Linked DNA regions of Mus musculus: regions 1 and 3 are each linked to region 2. Evidence: chromatin loops called from intact Hi-C (ENCODE). Cell type or tissue: left cerebral cortex. All regions are shown on one strand.

Region 1 (5,000 bases), 300 kb after region 2:
ATGAGGGGGAAACAAAAGGTCTTAGTTTATATTTTCTTCTCCTGTATGGGGTAAGTTATCTTTCTTCCTTTTAGGCAGTCATTGCTAATAATGGCAAATGTGGGATTTATTTAACTCACAGTGAGAAATGGGGACATGAGGTAAGCAGTGTTAGCCACTGGTGCATTTTTTACTCTTGGAAACACACACACCTGTTCTCTGGTTCGTCCCAGGACTAGGATGGCATGTACAGTTAGCAGACATGCCTGTGTAATTGTCAAATATCATTCCAGGGGGCTAGTGAGATGGCTCAGCGGTTAAGAGCACTGACTGCTCTTCCAAAGGTCCTGAGTTCAAATCCCAGCAACCACATGGTGGCTCACAACCAGCCGTAACAAAAATCTGATGCCCTCTTCTGGAGTGTCTGAAGACAGCTACAATGTACACACATATAATCAATCATTTCAATCAATGAATCCATCTTTAAAAAAAAAATCATTCCAGGGTCAAGAAACCCATGAAGAACAGATGTATGGTGCTGTTCTGACAGAAATTTTTAAGACTAATTTTTACTGTATGCATATAAGTATCTTGCCTGCAATATATGCATGTGTACTGTGTGTGTGCTTGGTGCCTATGGAGGCCAGAAGGCAGCACTAGATCACTAAGATTGGAATTAAGGGCAGTTCAAAACTGTATCAGGAACTGAAGCCAGGCCCTCTGCAAGATCAGCAAGTGCTGTTAACTACTGAGCTGCTTTTCTAACCCCTGCTACAGGAAATGTAAAAGTGGAATTTGACAGAAATATTTGAGCAAAACCAGTGCAACTCTGAAGCCCTTTGCTAGTGTGGGACTTGCACTAACTGTTGCTGTCTGATGGAAGGACAGCTTCCAGTTATGGCCTTGGGATGCCCTGGGGCTTTCCTTCGGGTTTCTAGCTCTACTACTGTACATCACCTGGTGTCAAGCTTCAGTGTCCACTTAGCACAGTCTCTCTGTAGTGACCAGTGGTGAGTCAAGGGCTCTGTTCCATCCCTAATGGACACACAGAAAGCTCAGCAACACCACAGCACCGGAGACCTGAAGCTCTTCACTACGACCTCTCTGGAAACTGCAGGAAGAACAGACCACATTCATAACAAGGACTTCTTATTCTAACTCCTCCCTTTCTGACTCCAATAATGGAGTATGGACTTTATTCCAGTAAGTGAGCCCTCACCTACAGGCTTCAGAATCTTTTGTCACCAAGACTTTTGGCTCTTGTCACTGTAACTTCCTGATTTAAAGGTCCTCCCTGACAGAAGGAGCATGAAGGCCAAGCTTCATCATCTCTGGATAATGTGAAGGCTTGGTTTAGTCCAGGAGTCAGCAGACTAGCTAGGTTCCCCAATTAGTACGTGGCCAGTAAGTGGCAATGGCCTGGTGCCACAGCTGGAGAGTTGTCTTGGCAATGACAGCTGGATAATTTACATTCTCTTCACATAGCCACTCAGCTACAGCAGGCAGCTGCAGATTGCTGGTTTTGTTTTTTGTTTTTTTTTAAACAACAAACTGGTTTACTGCAGACGTAAATTTTGGTAATATTTCACAGACTCTGAGTTATGAGCATTGAAGGCTACAGAGGCTGTCACAGGACCTGACAACTGTAAGAAAGACAAGCATGGAAGAGGGTATGTAGGTGGAAACTGACGAATAAGCCAAACTCAAGTGATCCTGGGCAGAGATGGGTGACTGATTACACAACCGATAGACATTCAGTGTCCACAGAAAGAATCCAAACAAGATTTTCTTCATGTTATTTTCATACAACTCTTTACACTGGCCATCTTTCCTTCCTTAGTACTTGCTTACTGTGCACTGGTAAATCTATACCTCATTACTAGAATTTTTCTAATTTTCCACATTGAAAAAGCTCTATGTGTACTGTGGAATAAGAAGCAGACTTGTATATTTAAGAGGGTAGAAAGATTCAACAGGGAAATGTTTGAACCTACGGAAAAAGTATTCCATAGAATATTGGAAACCATCTCAGAACCTGCCAAAATATACCTTCTTCCACTCCATATCAAACATACTTAACCACTGTTAAAAGCAACATGCTGAGTCAAGTTGATGAATTCTTTATGTCAGAGTGTACCAGAGAAATGAAGGTCTGGATACACACTCCATCACATCCATGAGAGCCTGCCTATTTTATAGGACAGTCTTAAGTCTCAGTCTTCAGGGATTCTGGGCACCAAGTCTTTCCCAGATAATGCACCACTATCAAAGCCTTATCTCAGAGTGACAGGTTCCTGAAACTCTAACTTGAGTGTAGCTTCCTGGCAAACACTGCAGTGAGAAAGCAGATGCCTTTGGTCTTACATAGGACAAAATTAGCTCATGGCTCACTTTTTATACAAAATCCTCCAGGATTAACTGTCAGTTCCACCATCTTGTTGAAGAGAAAGGGCGCCACACTGGGGCAAGTACAAAGGAAAAGGCAGATGTCCTCACAGCACAACCATCTCTGCCATTAAATCTGAATGCACACAGTAGTTTGCTTTAGCACTAACCTCAAAGAATTTTGTCCATTCTGCTTACAAGACAGTTGTGCTGACACATCTACTTTGGAAATACCCAAGGGGGAGAGGGCACTTTTCTTGTGGAATGCTAGTGCCATCTAGTGGCAGCTTATTCCATAGTTCACACAAAACAGCTTCGTACAGATGCCTCTCTGCATTGTATTATAGGTTTGGTTTTTATCTTATCTCCCACAGACACTTTCCTCCAAGAGCAGAAAAAGAACCTAGAGCATGAGTGCCTTTATCTATAGGTAAAGGTTAAATTTTGAAACAGATGGTCCTGGAAGCTATAATATCCTGTGCTACATCTCTTCACTGTGGATACTGTAAATAAGATGAATGAGCAAATGGAAGCTCTGAGAACCACCCAACATTTGCACAGTAACCATCTCCCTACTGCATCAAACTCCAGACTCCACGATCCTTCTCCAGCCTCAGTCTCTTTAGAATGGGTGACTTAGTCACTTCGCAAGTGTGCACTGAGAACTGTACTGGAAGGCACCAGGCAAACACACAGTTGGCACTTGTTTTTTTTCCTGCTGAAACCCTCCATATTCCCATTAAATCATTGATGCAGTGGATGGAAGCAGTGGATGGAAGCAAAGGACTCTCCTGCACCTTGCCTTATTCACATTCCGTTTCCAACTACATGGCCTGACCCGGCCTCACTCTAAGCCCGCTCCTCTTCTCTAGATGTCCAGCCAGCTCTGACCCTTGGGGTCTGAAGCTGCTGCTGAGACAAACCTGAAGCTTAGTAGCAACAGAGCCATTTCTCCATCATGGCGTGTGTCCATCTTAGCAGGAGAACACAAAGTGAACTAAATGCCCTGTCCTTTGCAAAAGCTGAGAACACATGATGTGCAGTGCATTATGAACTGCTAGCTATAAGCAGTTATAAAGTTGTATAAACAGATAAAGAACTTTTCATCTGGCCTGATTCAAAGTGCTCACTGCCTAGTAACTCCTATTTTCCCTAGGCCTAGACCTGGCAATTGCTGTTCAGTTCTTGCTACTTGCATCTGGTTACTTAAGAAATTGCACATGAGGTCTCTGGCCGCCACGTCCCTGCATCTGCAATGGATGGTCATTCGGAACTGCTCCAGTTTCTTGATTAAGAGGTATAAGCAGACGTACAGCACAGAGCCAAATAAACTGAAACTCCTTCCCCTACAACGGGCTAATTCACTGCAAGACTGTCGGAGTGGAGCCAGCGGCTGATGGCAAAGGGGTCCTGGTAGTTATGAAATGCAGATTCAGTCAGGGAAAACCTGCCACTTCTTACACGTTGTGAATCCATTAGTACTTTTGAAGAGTTTTTACGTTTTTTGCCTTTCAAATTCTATATTAATTGACTTATGTATAACTACCTTATTACAGAATTCTATATGTCCATACAGATTTTCCCTAACTTACAGGTGTGTATGTGCTGTATTTGAGTACAGGACAGGGAAAAGAGCAAGCAAAATATACGACACAGCAGAAGAAGACACATTTTCACAGCACCTGTCTTTATAAAATGACATAGACGAGAAATCCTGAACTTTGCAATTGGATTTCCACAAGTAATTTCATCTCTGTAACTATGCCAACTGCCATCACCAACCTTCTCTTGCTTCATGAATGGAAGAGGCAAACTATTCTCATGCATCAGCCTACACAGGCCACCTGCATAGTGCAAGCCAAACTCAAGCAAGGTGCTAGAAACACAAACCACTGTCCTCCGTACCTTTCGGCAGCGTGGGTTGGGGCAGCTGAACCTCTTCACATCGCTGTCCAACAGAGCAGGGAAGCTGCAGGAGGGGCACCTGGAGCAACAGGAAAGCGGCATCACTCAAGATGTTTAAAGGTGGGTCTCCTGGGATTGTGCTACCAAGATGGAGGATTAAGCATGGCAGACAGTGCTTTGTATTCCTTAATTATCACTACAGCCTAGACTGAGCTGCCTCCTACACTGCACTTACAGGGACAACACAGGCACCATGCCAACGTCCAAACTTACTGTCAACCACATACCTCAAGCTCTCAAGGATTCCTTGTAACCATTACTCTTCCTCCCTCCCAGGGTGCAGTGACTCAGCTACAGGCTAGAATACTAGGTAACAAATAAGGTGTAGGCAGAGCCATCGATAGATGCTTTCATTATAAGCTTAACTGATTGTTGCAATAGCAAGAAGGGCCAGAAAATCCAGACAGAATCTTCTTGCCTGGTAAAAGCAGACTTTACCTTGGGGAATGAGTAGATTGTCAGCACTCACCGGACAAGCTCATCAGCATAGGCTGCAGCGACTTCTTCCTCAGCTTTCCGTTCATAGTATTTGTACAGAATGGTCTGGGGGAGCACCTTCTCCAGCTCACTGGTTGGGAAGGAGCACGTGCAGCTGCCTTCCATGCAGCTGAGTTCTGACTAGAATAAAGCAATCAGGCAAAGGAAAAAGTTAGCCAGGGCTCAGAATAACG
Region 2 (5,000 bases):
TTTCGAGGGAGGGTCGCACCACCAGGTTTGGCTCTGGATCTGGGGAAGGGAGAGAGGTCAGGGAAGTCAGTGCTGGGACCTGACCACGGGCAAGATGGCCGTACCCATGCAGCCAGCCATCAAGAGGCCAGATTAAACTCCCAGATACTATAGTCAGCCCTGGCTCTGGGCCACACAGCCACACAGCATTGTGGTCTAGTGCACTGTGTGTGAAAGGCCAGGAATACTTCTGAGTAACCAAACACTAGCAGAGGTTCCTTCCCAGGACAATGGATATCCCCACGCGTCTCTACTTGATTTCTCCTTAGTGAATATGTTGTGTCCCACATCAGAAAACAGGTCTAGGGAACCAGGTGTGGTTCACACCCGTCACCCCAGCAGGAGGACTGGGTTCAGGCTATATAGAGACCCTCTTTCCAAACAAACAAATAAATTCCAGGGAGGGGGGAAAGCACAAATGGCTGGAGACAGCTCAGCGGGTAAGGGGACATTCTGCTCTTAAAGGGGATCTGGGTTTAATACCCATCACTTAGGCACCTCACAGCCGCCTGTAACTCCAGCTCCTGAGAAATCCAAGCCTCCTGTACCAGCACTCACGTACACACAGTACACACACACACTTAAAATTGTGTGTGTGTGTGTGTGTGTGTGTGTGTATTGAGAGGCAGAAGCAGGTGGCTCTCTAGTAGTTCAAGACTAGCCTGGTCTATAAAGTGAGTTCCAGCACAGCCAGGGCTACACAGAGAAACCCTTTGAGGAGGAGGAGGTGGGGAGGGGGAAGAGGAAGAAGAATAAAAGAGAGAGAAATAAAAAGCACAAACTTGACTAGAGAAGTAGGTGGCTGAGAGAAAGGCTTACTGTGCTCAAATACCCAGGACGTGGGTAAAGCCCAGCACAGTAACACATTACAGTTGCAGTGTTCCTAAGCGGAGGCAGGAGGCAGGCAGAGGAAATTTTCCAGAAGTCCTAATCAGCTACCTGGCATGGCCTGTGGCAAGCAGGGTGTGATGGGAAAAGAGACCCCAGAGATTGTTTTCAGTCCTCCACACACGTGCCACGGCATGTGCCCCTAACACTAACACACATGTGCCTGCACACACATACACACAAAAACGTGTATCTTAAAAAGCAGAAATCAAGGAGAAAGGTGTAATGCCCCAACACGCACAGGTCTCCTCTGGGGGAGGATGTGACCCCGTGTGTGCTAGAGTTCAGGAATGTACTCTCGTGTTCCAATATTCCTAACACACCCAGCCTCCCGTATAAACACTAAAACACAGTGTAGGGCTGGGGATGTTGGCTCAGTCGATAATGTGCTTGCCCAGCAAGCACTGAGCCTGAGGTTCAATTCCCGGCACCATGTAAAAAGGCATACTGGCCCACAACAGTAATCTCAGTACCCCAGAAGCAGAGGCAGGGGGGGTCAGGAGTTCAAGGTTATCCTTTGTTGCATAAGGAGTTGGGGCTTCCTGAGCTCTGTGAGACCATGCCTGGCTGAATTCAGCTAGGGCTGCCTCAAATTCACAGGCCTCTTGCTTCAGCCTCCGAAGCGCTAGGATTAGAGACTTGCAACCACCGTGTCTTACTATTTTAATTTTATTTTTATTTTAACTTATTACTGTGTGTTCGTGCGCGCACATGTGTACACGCGCGTGCGTGTGTGTATGTGCACGTGTATGTGTTTGAAAGAGAAACAGAGAGAAAGAAAATGTGCTATATACACAACAGTGTGTATGCGGAGGTCAAAGAACAACTTCCAGGAATTGGTTCTCTACTTGCATCCTGAGTTATAGAGAATCGAACCCAGATCTTCAGGCTTAGCAGCAAGCACCTCCCTCACTGAGCTGTCTCGTTGGTTCACTTTGCATTTTCGAACTGATATTTTTTTCCAGTCTCAAAGTTAACCAGTTTTGCGTGCTTGAGGAAAAAAATGCAAACCTCCCCCCGTGTCTGAAGGCCTAGAGGGTGAGCGTGAGTAATCCCAGCCCTTAACAATAATCAGGCTCCGCAGCCCTGTTCCTAATGCGGGATGGACTCTGCTGGGGACTGTCCTGTACAAGCTCCATCAATCACTGAAGCCTCCCTGACTCTCCCCACTAGATGGCAACAGTGTCTTCCTGAACCGGTTACAACCAGAATTACTGCTGCCAACAGAGGTGACAAAAAAGAAAAGAAGAAAAAAAAAAAAACCTCCTCCTCGCTCATTGAAAAATCAGTGGTTTGGGGTTTTATTTTTTATTTTTATTTATATAATCATTGAATTTTTATTTTGTTTTGTTTATTTTGTTTTACTCTGGCTGACCTGGGACTCACTTAGGTAGACCAGGCTGGCCTTGGACTCCTAAAGATGTCTCCATTTCTTTTTTGTTTTTAAGACAGCACCTCATGTGTCAAGGCTAGCCTGGACACAAGAGAGTGACTTTGAGCCCCAGACACTCTGGGTTCTGCCGGGTGACAGGCTATCCCACCACACCTGGCTTATACAGAACAAGAGATGGAACCAGGGCTCTGTGTGGCACCCACTGTACCCTGAGCTACAGCTTCAGACCTTCTTGCTTTACAACAGTTCTTCAGACTGGCTCTCACAGCTGCAATGACAGCCCTGTGCCACCCAGCGGGAGGGCTTTATGCTTGTATGTTGGCTTGTGAGCTAAGCCATCTCTCCAGCCCAGGTTTTATTTGTAAAATAAATGAACTCCATGCAGCAGTGAACCCACCAGGTTCCTAGCACATCAGACTGAAGTGGGCCAGCCTGTTCTGCCCCACCCCTATGGCTTCAGCATCCCCATGGGGGCAGAGGATGGTGGAAGCCAAATTACAGAAGGGGACGGCTGTTTGCCTGCTCCTTCTCCCTTCACACAGCCAGCCTGGTTGGTCCAAAGCGCACCAGAAGACACATTCCAAGCCAGACCCCTAACTTAGCAAATTGGATGTGAATCCTAGTCATCTTGAGAGCCTCCTGCTGCAGCCTGCTAAATACCAGCACGGCAGGTATGCGACATTCCGACCAACCAGGCGCAAGGGGGTGTGGCCTATGTACAATGGTTTCTACAGAGGGTAGAGATTATTAGGGCAGGCCCTAACTTGAGAGAGAGAGAGAGAGAGAGAGAGAGAGAGAGAGACAGAGAGAGAGAGAAAGAGAGAGAGAACGAGAACGAACCTTCCAGAGGGAGTCAAAGTCTAAAAACAAAGACAGGCAAAGGTCAGGCATCTACAAACAGAAGAAAAATGACTGGATAGGTCTACAGCATATTTACAATCCCAGCACTCAGGAAGACGAGGCAGGGGAATTGCTCTAACTCCTAGACCAGCCTGGGCTTCATATCTGTCTTTAAAATAAAAAATAATAAAAAGAATGAAAGAAACTCTCTAGTCAAAGGGGCCCAGGCACACACATCAGCTTGTGGCTGTCACTACTAGGGGGTGACTGAGAGATGGGTCCAGATGTTGCTCATGGCTGGCCTTTGATTTGGGGGTTTGTCACTAGTAGAATTGGGAGAGATTCCTCAAAAAAGCAACAGGGGTCCAGTGTAGAGGTGCATGAAAGCAGTCCCTGCTCCCCAAACAAAAGGACTTCCTCTGTGTGTGTGTGTACATGTGTGCAGGTGCATGCATGTGAGTGCATGCACACATGTGTGTGCGTTTGTGTGTGCATGTGTGCATTCATAGGTGAGTGGCCCCACCCCTACAGAACACACAAGTCAGGTGTCAGTCTCCCTCCTTATCTGAGAAAGTATGTCTTGTTCTTGTGTAGACAACAGGCTCAAAGGCCACTGAATTCCTGGAATGCTTCTCCTTCTGCCTCCAATTCTGTTGGAGCAACCAAGGAATTTCAGAGGCATGCACGCCTAGCTAGCTTCAGATGGGTTCTAGGGATCTTCACACTCACGCAACAGGGCGTTACCCTTGGTGCCGACTCCCCAGGCTTTTTGTACTAAAAAGCATGAACCCCAGTGGGCCCAGGATGAGGTGTCTCAGAGTTCTTCCTAGAATTTCTGGGAAAGATACAGACTCAGCCCAGCTGAGCAGGCCAGAAGGCATGGGAGGAACTCCTGGAAGCCCCAGTGAGGAGAACGAGCCTGGCAAAAAACGAGGTCAACAGAGAAAAGTAGAACAGGAGACAGAGGCAGAAAAAGGAAGAACCAACCGGATAATCACAGGAGAAAAAGACTCAAGACGACTTAAGTACCCAGACTCTACTTAATGTTAGGTCCTGATTGCTCAACTTCGGTTCCAAGAGCATTTAAATTCTCTTTTTTGGGGGGATGGGTGGGTTGGGGGAATTGCAGAGGATCTAACATAGCCGCAGCACACATGTGGAATTCAGAGAACATCTTTTGCGAATCAGTTTTCCTCTGCTACTACATAAGTTCCAGGGCTCAAGATAGGTGCCTTTTTACCCACAGAGTCACCCCTCTTGCTGCCAACATCCCACCCACCTGCTCAAAACTCTTGCTTTCATAAGACACAGGGGGGAGGGGGTGGGCCTGGGGGCTTAAGTCCATCACAATGGAACCTCTGGTTATACACGTTTCTCACAGCTCCTAGCTCCACTTCAATACTGGACATGGAACCCATGGTCAATGGCTAAAGCAAGCACTCTACTATCCCAACTGACACTTGAACCAGAAAGGGGACTATTTATTTACTTATTTAATTTGCACTTCTGGGGATGATACCAAGACCCTCTTGGCTAGACAGGTGCTCTACCACTGAGCCACACCCCAGCCCCTCACTGGGGGATTCTAGGCAGGTGCTCTACCACTGAGCCACACCTCAGCCCTCTTTTTACTTTTTATGGTGAGAACAGGGTCTTGATTAGTTGCCTTGGCTGGCCTTCTATTCTCTAATCCAACTGGCCTTAAACTCACAATCCTCCTGCCTCAGGCTCCCATGTAGCTGGGATGGATGGGTGGCCTATGCCACCAAGCCTTATTTTATAATTAAAAGCAAAAACAGAACAAAACAAAACAAAAAATCTGTGAATAAAACATATTCTG
Region 3 (5,000 bases), 110 kb after region 2:
CCACCTCTCAAGTGCTGGGATTATAAACCTGAACCACTATGCCTAGTCTGTGCCATGTGGGGACTGGAGCCTAGGGCTTTGTGCACGCCAGGAGAGCCCTCTACTGACCAAGCCTCATCCCCCAACCTGATTGCACTCTGAAACTGACATCCAAGGCAGACTTAAGCAATCCCCTGCTCCATCTGAGAGCACTTCTCTGCAGTCTGCAGACCAGACGCAGAACCCTGTCTTCCCGGCATGGAGAATCACATGTGCACACTCAGCTTTGAGCGCGGCTGCCCCGAGGCTGCCAGGGGCCGGAGCTTGCCAGAACACAGCAGCAGAGGGGGGGCTGTTAACTGTGGTTCTGGCAAGCTGGAAACTTACAGAAAGAATGCCCCCCATGTCTACATGGAACACCACTGGGGCTGGAGCAGCCAGGTGGCCTTCCAGGGCCATATGCCCAACATACGGGGACAGACACAAACATACTTTAAGATCCCACATGGGAAGACAGTGCCAACTGGCCTCAAGAGAATGACATGGCCACCGCAGTGGACGGCAGACCTCTGTCATATTAGCCTGAGAGGAGCTGGAGGACAGCGCCTCACACTGCACTCGGGATTGGGATTCCTGAGTCTTCAGGCCGGAGGCTGTTGAGACATGGCCACAGATGTCAGGTCTGTAACTGCTCCCGGCGAGCAGTGACCTCACCTTCACTTTGCTACTGTCTGGGGTTGTGCCAGGGCCATCACGCGTGCTTCTGGGCTCAGGCCCTGTTGCAGGGAGGAGACAGGACCTAGAAAAGTCCCATATGGGGTTCAAGCTGTCATGCCTAGGTCATGTGGCAGCAGGCAGACATGAAGAGGAAGCCTTCTGGGAAGCCGAAGGCACCAGGTGGGATGAGTGGCAGTGGTTCCCATGTCACGGCTTACCCAGGGTGGGCAGGAGTGGGTCTGTCATGGACAGGTTCCAGTTGTGCCTGGGAGATGAGGCTGCTCCCCAGAGACAAGGTTGGGAGGAGCCTTGGGGTCTCAAGGCTCTACCTCCACAGTGCCACAGTATCACGGCGCCACAGTGACCAGAGGACACAGGGCCCTCCCCATTCCCAGGGTTTGCAAGGCCTGGCCCAAGTGGGAGAGCCCAAGGAAGCAGGGACGAATGAGGGATCCTTCCCTGCCGAGTCTGAAGTGGGGGTGAGAGAGAGAAGTCCAGGGTGGGCTTATCAGACAGCCAAGTGCATGGCCCAGACCCTGACGCAACAGCACTGTGGGCAGACAGCAGCAGGCAAGGCAACCATGCATCAGGTAGACCAGCACAAGTTTCTAGGGAAGATGGGAAACTGGACCGGTGCGGTGCAGAGATGTGTGGGCACTGGGTAAAGCGGAACTCTGATAGTCCCTGCTCACCAGCCTGGGAGGCCACTAACCCCCAAGGTCCACCAGGAACCTCTGTCACTGAGTCTGGACCCCAGGAGCTGAATTCAGACCTCATATGAGGCCAAAGAAGCCCAAATAGGGGAAGGACTTGCAGAAGAACACAGCCCCACATCCAGTGGGCTGCATGGTGCAACAGGAGAGAAAAGGAGCTGGCATGGGGACACACGCAGCTCATCCTGGTACTGGGGAGGGTTGAGATGTCAATGCCCAGAATGGCACCAAGAAGCAGGAAACCCCAAGGCTGAGACGTGGCTCAGCCAGCAGACTATTTGCCTGACGCTTCCGGGCCCCAGCATGGCATAAATCTAACGTGGCAGTGTATGCCTGTAACGACAAGACCTGAGAAGTAGCGAGCGGGCATCAGAAGGTTACGTTTATTCTGATTATTCTTCTCCGTGTTAGTGGCTAGTCTGGGCTACTTGAGACTCAAAAGAGAGAGACAGACAGACAGGCAGACACAGGACACAAAACCTGAAGGACAAATGTAGTCACCACACTGTGCAGGCATTAGACACAGGCAACCTAAATACAGATACATCCTGTGAGGTGGGAGAAGCCAAATCCAACCCCACAACATGAAGCCCCCGAGCCAGTTAAGGAAGGTGAGAAAGATGCAACTCAACTGCCCAGGGACCTGAGGCACGAGTACAGCCTGGCACGGGGACAGACACGAAGCATAATCCTGCCAGGAACCGACAGTGCAGTGCAGGGAGGAAGGGACCCCAGTCTTGCTGGCTGAGAGCTCCATCTACCCTGCTGGGTGAGGTGCTAGGAGGATTGTGGCTGAGGCAGGAGGATTGCCACAAATTTAAGGCCAGCCTGGGCTACTCCAAAAGTGCTCTATACCTATAACTTCAGCACTCAGGAGATGGAGGCGGGAGGATACGGAGGGGAAGGTCGTGTCCAGCATCACAGTGGGCTCAAGGGCAGCCTGAGCTACAAAAACCCTGTCTAAAAAAAGTTCTTAAGCTAAGCAAACAAAAGAAGCTTCAGGAAAGACGACAGACAGTACGGTTACTTTTCACAGACACCCTGGGCACCGGGTGGCTGGCTGCCAAGAGCAACACTGCCACCTGCTGGACGCCTGCAGCTCAGCGCCCTGCACAGCTGGGCAGACTGTAAGACCCAGAAAGGCTGCTGTCACCGTGGGGGAGGGGTGTACAGCAGAGCCACCACCCTGCAGATGGCAAGGCGGCAGCAGAGGCCTCCACAGAACAGCCTCTCTGCCAGTCTCTAGGGCCTTGCCCAGCCCCGAGGCTGCCAGCAATAGCAGAGAGGAAGGCTTTGTGCTGGCCTGGGTCAGGCCTCAGCGTCTGCCCTGAGGGTTTCTTCAGACCAGCCACTCTCTCTTTACTTACACTGTCTTAAGACAGGGTCTCATGTAGCCCAGGCTAGCCTCAAACTTGTTATGTAGTAGAGGACTTGAATCCTGCCTCCATCAGCAAGTGCTAGGATCATAAGCATGTGCTAACACATCTGTGGTACTACAGAGACTGAGATCTGTTTATGTATGTATGTATGTATGTATGTATGTATGTGCATGTAATGTGAGCTCACATAAGCTTATATGCCTCACATCTACACAGTTGCCCAAAGTGGCCAGGAGAGGCTATCTTGGCTGTCTTGGAACTTGACCTGTAGACCAGGCTAGCCTCTGCCTCTGGCGTGTTGGCATGTCCCAGCTGCAGTAAGATGACTTCTGAGTCATCTCTCCAGCCCCATGTTGTAAGAACTGACCCAGGGCTTAGTGTCAGCTGGGCAAGCACTCTACCAACTACGCTAAACTCCCAGCCCCTTACTTGCTTGTTGAAATGGCCTTGCTTATAGGCCAAGCTTGCCTTGAATTCACCAAGTATTCCAAATTCCCAGTTCTGCCTCAGCTTCTGAATTGCCGGGAGTCCAGCCTTTACAAGGATGAAGGAAGGAAGGGTCAAGAAGTCTTTCTTGGGCCCACATCAGACACAGTAAACTCAAACTTTGGCTTCTAGACTCCAGGATAAACTCTGTACCTGAGGCTAGCCCTAACTCCTGGGCTCTTTCTGTCTCAGCCTTCCATGGCTGAGACCAGAGACTATCCATGGGAACTAGTCCCCTGCAGCAGGCCAGGCCCTCTGATCATGCTGCTAGAATCTGGTGCTCCATCTCCTCAAAGTCGGTAACGGGCTGAGGACACTGAGTCCTGGGGACAGCAGTACTGTCTGAGACCTCCCGGTCAGCTGCCAGGCCTTGCCACTCACCTCCGGAGGAGCGACTGCTGCAGGCTCTTGCAGGTGGTAAGGGATTCTCCGGTGAACATGTGACACATGACGACCTGCAGGCAACGGGCCATAAAGGCCAGCACGGCATCTGGCTGCAGGGTGCCGCTGCGAGATACCAGGCACAGGCGCTGCAGAGACGAGCACTGGCCCAGTGCCTGGAAGAACTGAGCGTTGGCGTTGAAGTAGGGCTGCTCCAACCTGCAGAGAGATGGGTGTGAGCTCTAGGGACTTGACTCCAGGGATGAGTGAGGCTAGCCACTGCCTACAGACCTGCCAGCTCAAGGCTATCACATCCCATCTTCAGTATGCCCTCCCCCCAAACCCCCCCCCCCCCCCCAGTTCTCATACAGCCACAGCCACACCTGCTGGCCTTAGGGGACTTACATGCAACTGCCCTAGGGAGCCGATCTGATGGCAGAGATAGATCAGCCACCTGGACTTTTATTTTCAACGCTGGGAACTGAACTTAGACCACACATACACTAGGCAAGCACTTCACCACAGAACCGTATGCCCAGCCCTTTGGATTTTAAATCTTAGATGGGGTCTCGCTCCGGTGTCCTGGCCAGCCCTGAATTTAGTTTCCTTCTGCCATAGCTTCGCAGGGTGAGAAAGTGGCAGGTAAGAGGGATGCAGGGTCATGAGCAGCAGAGAGAGAGAGAGAGAGAGAGAGAGAGAGAGAGAGAGGAGAGAGAGGAGAGAGAGAGAAAGAGAGAGAGAGGAGAGAGAGAGAGAGAAGAGAGAGAGAGATAACCAGCCAGCCCATCCCAATGCTCCTAACAGCACGGGGTGGAAGCCCAGTGCCAGGCAGCAGTAGCTGCCACCTCCACCACTAGGTGGCAGTATGGACTTGCACTAAAGCCCAGGTATCCTGGGGCTTAGTTACACACTGTGTCCTATACATACTTTCAAACCTTTTTCTAAGTAGATAGCCACTTACAGAACTTTGCCCTAAAAGATGTTATGTGTCACAGAGGTCAACCAGTCACCCTCCAATTGTGGGGCCAATGAGCCCTTACCCTCTCCCCCGTGAACAAGGCTGGTTAGCACCCAGCACTGCCGGGGAACTATCTAATGTGGGTACCATCTGACATCTGAGGGTAGGCAGAGAACAAGGAAATGGGACCCACCCAGATTGGGCCACGTTCCACCTCCACGTCTTCCCAGCTGGCTCAAACTACCAGCCAGCAAGGACATGCTGCTCTGAGATGACTGCACCTCTCCCCTCTGATGCTGTACTCTGAGCCAGGGGGGATGAGGGAGAAGGTACCCCTGAGACTGTGCCAGGCCTGGCTCAAGTGGCTCTTGCTTCCACCCAGGCAGC

Evidence for each region. Peaks named below come from ENCODE experiments on the same cell type or tissue, not always from the same donor. Only the 100,000 strongest peaks of a DNase experiment are listed, where the experiment ranks them.
Region 1: a loop joins it to region 2, with 2.0 times the contacts of the local background. A loop is called at or near these places in 9 of 42 quality-filtered maps.
Region 3: a loop joins it to region 2, with 6 times the contacts of the local background. A loop is called at or near these places in 20 of 42 quality-filtered maps.

The regions. Positions count from the first base shown.
Region 1 is chr5:143,064,048-143,069,047 of GRCm38, forward strand. It overlaps Rnf216 (ring finger protein 216), which reads right to left. Exons shown (of 17, transcript NM_080561.4): 12 at 4,799-4,947; 13 at 4,270-4,348. It overlaps Gm43380 (a long non-coding RNA gene), which reads left to right. Exons shown (of 3, transcript XR_003955828.1): 3 at 2,739-4,275. Among named protein-coding and RNA genes, the nearest start is that of Gm43380, 28 kb to the left of the region's middle. In left cerebral cortex, a CTCF peak has its summit at 2,641 (motif pointing left); DNase peaks (open chromatin) are centred at 1,402 and 2,626; H3K27ac peaks cover 1,828 bases.
Region 2 is chr5:142,766,050-142,771,049 of GRCm38, forward strand. It overlaps Tnrc18 (trinucleotide repeat containing 18), which reads right to left. Exons shown (of 28, transcript NM_001122730.3): 11 at 1-39. Among named protein-coding and RNA genes, the nearest start is that of Gm31365, 44 kb to the right of the region's middle. In left cerebral cortex, a CTCF peak has its summit at 2,092 (motif pointing right); DNase peaks (open chromatin) are centred at 824 and 2,088; H3K27ac peaks cover 872 bases.
Region 3 is chr5:142,875,003-142,880,002 of GRCm38, forward strand. Fbxl18 (F-box and leucine-rich repeat protein 18) reads right to left here. Exons shown (of 5, transcript NM_001033312.3): 4 at 3,656-3,874. Among named protein-coding and RNA genes, the nearest start is that of Fbxl18, 18 kb to the right of the region's middle. In left cerebral cortex, CTCF peaks have their summits at 102 (motif pointing left), 2,507 (motif pointing left) and 4,512 (motif pointing right); DNase peaks (open chromatin) are centred at 2,001, 2,522, 3,829 and 4,513; H3K27ac peaks cover 1,814 bases.